Regions from separate parts of the Homo sapiens genome. Here region 1 is linked to region 2. Evidence: read pairs that join two places in POLR2A ChIA-PET (ENCODE). Cell type or tissue: PC-3. All regions are shown on one strand. Each heading gives the region's core, and the rest is flanking DNA. Links, peaks and the distances in the headings are about the cores only.

Region 1 (2,814 bases), core at 29-2,528, 310 kb after region 2:
TCTGTTCATTAGTATCTGCTTGCTAGAACAAATACAAGGCAAGTCAGAAATCATTCTACAATCGTAGGGTGTTGCTCTTTAATGGTACTTTTAAGGTTTTCCCACCCCAAATATTTGTTGAAAAAGTAACAGGCAGTTGTTTACCAAAAAGCATTTGAAGAGAACTATCTATGAACTGCAATTTTATATGCCTAGGGAAGGTTCACTGGAATACTACTGCAAATTGTACACCTGTCCTCCTTTTGAGGATTCAGGATGCATGTTAGCATATTAAAGATGCTGGGAAGGCTAGGCAAGGTGGCTTGTACCTGTAATCCCAGCACTTTGGGAGGCCAAGGCAGGCAGATCACTTGAGGTCAGGAGTTCGAGACCAGCCTGGCCAACTTGGTGAAACCCCATCTCTACTAAATATACAAACATTAGCGTGCACCTGTAATCTCAGCTACTCGGGAGGCTGAGGTGGGAGAATTGCTTGAACCCAGGAGGTGGAGGTTGCAGTGAGCCGAGATCACGCCACTGCATTCCAGCCTGGGCAACAGAGTGAAATTCTGTCAAAAAAAAAAAAAAAAAAGATGCTGGGAAGTCTTATAGTAAGAAACTTATTTAACTTTGTGTAGTCTGGGTTTCTTAAATTTACTTAAATTCCTCAATTTCCAGTCCATCCTTCCTCTCCCATCCCAAGCCCCAGTTAACAAATGTGATTTGATTTCAGAGATGTTTTCTATACACGATCCCTGTTTCACTTTTCCTTCTTTGACCTTTTTTTTTTTTTCCAGTTAGAGACAGGGTCTTGCTCCATCACCCAGGCTGCAGTGCAGTGGTTCAATCGCAGCTCATTGTAACCTTGAACAAGGGTTCAAGCAGTCTTCCTGCCTCATCCTCCAGAGTAGCTGTGACTACAGGTGTGCACTACCACACCTAGCTAAGTAAAAAAAAAAAAAAAATTGTAGAGATGAGGAGATCCCAGGCTGATCTCAAACTCTTGGCCTCAAATGATCTTGGCCTCACAAAGTGCCAGGATTAGAGTCATGAGCCACTGTGCCTGGCATTCTTTGACCTTTCTGCATCTGATCCTGAAACATAGAACATGAGCCCAATGATTCTGAAATTTCCAAAAATGATTTGGCAGCATTGTTTTAGCAATTCAGTAAGAGCAGCTTAATCCATAAAAATCACTTGGCCATGATAATTCTTGAGTTTATTTTTCATTATTTATTGTTTTAAAAAATAATGCTCATTATTATTAAAGCATTTAGCACAATACAAAGATTAAACTAGGTGCCTAGAATAGTATCTTACATTTGTATAAGCCATTGTGGCTTTCCTGTGTATTATCTCAGATGGCCTTAGAACTAGGCCTGTGAACCAGGCAGAGCAAATATTTTAAGCCCTGTTTTGGGAAAAGTGACTTGAGTTAAGGGTGTTCTGGTGATTTGAATAAGACCATATGATCAGTTAGCAACAAGGCTGGGATTAGATCTTTTAATTTCTGACTTCTACCTTCTGTAATTTCTTTTTCCACAGTTGCTTATTAGCCAATCTTTACAGAGCACTTTACTATTGGCTAATTCTTTCAACTACTGTTACTGCGCCCCCTCCCTCCCCCCAATCAATAGGTTGTCTCATTCATTCATTCATGACTACTCTGAGTCAGATGCAGTGCTGTTGTGAGTTTTGAAAAATGAATCAGAAAGAGTTCTTACATGGAGATGTTCCTGGTTTGGTGGAGTAACTGTTAGGGCCGAATTTTTCTTAGGAGTGATAAGCCACCAGTACCTGACTACAAATGTTAGAGAACATGCACCAAAAAAATGAGAAATGCTTTGCCTCTTCTGCAGAGCATGTTAGAGAAGTCACCACAGCAGTAAGACTTCAGCTAAACTGGGCCATAAAGGATCAGCAGATTCCTGCAGAGACATATCCTGCAGTGGATATAACTGCTTCAGGGATAGGTCATGGAAGAGCTTGGAGGCATGAAAGAGCTAGGTATGTTGGGAAAAGAATGAGTGGTGAGGAAGAGCATCAGATAAGGATAGAAAATATAAAAAGCAACAGATAAGGATAGCAAGTTGGAATCCTGACTCCACATCACACTAGCTATGTGACTTGCCCCAAACTTCAGTTCCCTACTTTGCAGGGCTGTCGTGAGGATGAAATGCAATCATGCATGGCAAGTGCCTCTATCTTAAATCCTCAGGAGAAAAAAAGGGGGAAATCAGTGAATAAAATATCATAAAGTTCCTGATATATAACCATACTCAGTGTATGTGAGTTGTTCTTATTGATCATATGTAGCTAATTTGACTTGCAGTAGGCAATGAGGAACCATGACTGATTCTAAACAAGTGACACGATCAGCTTCTCATTTAAAGTAGTCAGCAGAGGAACAAATTTATGCCAAAATAATAGATGCAGTTTTAGACATAGTGATTCTGAGGCTCAAGCAGTACATTGAGGTATAAACCCCTAATAGGACAACAGTAGAACTGGGAGTTTGCCATAGATAATTGTTTGCTTTCAACCTACACTTGACTTGCTTGACATCTTTTGGTTCATTCCATCAACCCTGGAATCTAGTCCACTTCAGGTCCACATCCAGGGCTCTGTATCTTCTTTACTTAAAGCAAGATGGATGTTGTGGCATAGGTGGCAGGTTTGGGGAACACTTTTCAACTAAGAATGCTTTGGATGGTCACTCTTGGCAAGCTGGATCTTCTTTGGACTGGTCTGTTACGATCTTCATCTAGATAAGCAAAGCCTCTTTAATGTATGAACTCTTCTAGTCTTTTTATCCAGATGTGGCTGTAGTAGGCA
Region 2 (2,814 bases), core at 84-2,583:
CGAGTTCTTCATCCTCCACCATCCATCCCCCAGGTGATGTCTGACCACCCTGGTCTGTCTTCAGTAAGAATCCCCTTAGGTCAGTGCAGACAGAATGCCCCCTTGCCCCTCATGTTTCCTCTTAGAAATTTTCCATCCACTGACTCCCACCCTACTGCTTGGCTACAAATTCCCAGTAGCCCATGTTGTACTCAAGAGTTGGGCCCAATCTCTCTTCCCCACTGCAAAATTCCATCACAGTGGTCCCTATGCCTATTGTAATACTACCCCCCACCTTGAATAAAATCTTCCTCACTGTGCTTTAACTAGTGTCACTGATTTTTTTTTTCTTTAACAGCGGGATACGGCTCTAGCAGAGGTAGAGAACCATAATCTCTCGCTTGAACACAACTAATAGACTTTCTTCTTTAGAGCAAAGCTCCTTGAAAGAGCTACTTGAACTTTCTCCAGTTTCTGTGCTCCCAGCTCCTATTTGTTCTTGAATATGCTCCAGTCAGGCGCCTACCCCACCTCTCCACTGCAACAGCTCTCACTGGTACCAATGGCCTCCATGTTGCTAAATCCAAGGGTCATTTTCAGTCTCTTTCTTAGCTGACCTATCAGCAGCATCTGCCAAAGTTGATTACTCTCTCTTCCATGCAATACTGTCTCCCCTTGGCTTCAACATACATCACTTTCCTTTTACCAATCTGGCTGCAGCTTCTCAGCCCATTGGTAGGATCTTCAATTTCCTAAGCTCTAAACATTGGAGCACCCAGGGCTCAGTCCTCAGACCCCTCCCTTTTCTCTAAGTCACACTGAGTGTGCCTGCCTCTCCCACCTCCCCTTCCACCTCTGCCTCCCCTTTATAGATAACACCATTTAGCATGAGGCCTTAAATGCCATATATTCAGTCTGAAGATTTCCAAGATGCTCTCCAGCTAAGACTTTCCTCTGAATTCCAGGCTTATATATATAATCAACCATCAGTTAAACATCTGCACATAAATGCTCAATAGGGTTCTCAAACTGAACTTGTCCAAAACTGAACTCTTAATGTATCCTCCCAACCTTCTCCTCCAACAGTGCTTCCCACCTCAGCGAATGGTCGCTCTCTCTCTCCAGTTGCTCAGGCCAAAAACTACAAAGTCCTTTACACCTCTTTCTCTCAAACCCCTCATCCAATCCATCAGTACACTGTACTCCAAACATATCCAGCCACTCATGAGCCAAATCTGGAACAATTTGAACATGAAAATAAATGATAGTAAAGGATTTCATCCAGAGAATAAAATAGGAATCTACAGGTCCAGGTTTAAAATAAATACATGGATAAATAAATGGCAGGGGAGGGAAAACCCTTCCTCAGAGCAGGATGGCAACAAATAAACATAGAAGGAGTGATACATTAGAGAAACACCATTTGGCAACCACCTAGTAATAAATGTTTCAGGCAAAGATCACTGGATGCCAAAACTAGCAAGTGAGAGTTTGAGAATGGGATATTTACTGACACTCGAAGTACCTCCCCTAAAGACACTTAAAAAAAGGAACAGTTACTTCAGTGGAGAAACTTGGCAAGACACCAATAACCAAGTCATCAAGGATGTCACCACCAGTAAAGAGACAAATAAATAAAGAGACAAGTGTCTCCTGAGAAGGACACATCACTTCCTTTGTATTCCTGCCAAAAAAGCATAATCAAAATTTAATTATGAGGAAATATCAAAGTAACCCAAATTGAAGACATTCTAAAAAAAATAAATATTCTGTACTTCTCAAAAAAGTCAAGGTCTTAAAAGATTAAAATTAAAAAAAAAAAAAAAGACTTGTTCCAGATTATACAACTATAAAGAGACACATCGGTTAAATGCAATGTGGGATCCTAAACTGAACCCTGGACAGGGGAAAAAAAAATTTGTTGACGGGGAGACGGGGTCTCACTCTGTTGCCCAGGCTGGAGTGCAGAAGCACAATCACGGCTCACTGCAGCCTCAACCTTCCTGGGCTCAGGTGATCTTCCCACCTTAGACTACCAAGTAGCTGGAACGACAGGCATGTGCCACCGCACCCAGCTAATTTTTGTATTTTTTGTAGAGACGGAGTTTCGCCATGTTGCCCAGGCTGGTCTTGAACTCTGGAGCTCAAGCAATCCGCCCATCTTGACCTCCCAATGTGCTGGGATTACAGGCGTGAGACACTGCACCCAGCCAAAAATAATTTTTTTTTACTTATAAAGGACACTATTGGAACAACTAGTAAATGTGCTAACGTGTGAATTAAATAACTACTGTATCAGTGTTAGCTTCGTAATTTTGATAATTTTACTATGGTTATGTAAGGAAATAAATACAGAAGTATTTAATGGCAAAAAGGTCTTTATGTCTGCAACTTACTCTCATATGGTTCAGAGAAGAAAATTGTGTGTGTGTGTGTGTGTGTGTGTGTGTGTGTGTGTACGTATCTATACATACACAGTCGGCCCCTGAACAACACGGGTTTGAACTGCATGGGTCCACTTACATACAGACTTTTTTTCAGTAAAAGTCACACTGAGTGTGCCTGCCTCTCCTACCTCCCCTTCCACCTCTGCCACCCCTGAGACAGCAACAACAACCCCTCCTCTTCCTCCTCCTGTTCCTATTCAATGTGAAGACGATGAAGATGAAGGCCTTTATGATGATCCACTCTCACTTAATGAATAGTAAATATACTTTCTCTTCCTTATGATTTCCTTAATGACATTTACTTTTCTCTAGCTCATTTTATTGTAAGACTATAGTCTATGATAAATATAACATACAAAATATGTGTTAATCAAGTATTTATGTAATC

The links. Peaks named below come from ENCODE experiments on the same cell type or tissue, not always from the same donor. Only the 100,000 strongest peaks of a DNase experiment are listed, where the experiment ranks them.
Region 1: POLR2A ChIA-PET joins it to region 2 with 5 read pairs; 2 of 35 experiments call an interaction of 5 or more read pairs at or near these places.

The regions. Positions count from the first base shown.
Region 1 is chr12:27,293,952-27,296,765 of GRCh38, forward strand. The region is part of intron 1 of STK38L (serine/threonine kinase 38 like); the gene reads left to right. Among named protein-coding and RNA genes, the nearest start is that of BMAL2, 37 kb to the right of the region's middle. In PC-3, for the core only: no CTCF peak of the experiment used is centred there; no DNase peak of the experiment used is centred there.
Region 2 is chr12:26,986,273-26,989,086 of GRCh38, forward strand. The region is part of intron 6 of TM7SF3 (transmembrane 7 superfamily member 3); the gene reads right to left. Among named protein-coding and RNA genes, the nearest start is that of TM7SF3, 27 kb to the right of the region's middle. In PC-3, for the core only: no CTCF peak of the experiment used is centred there; a DNase peak (open chromatin) is centred at 1,559.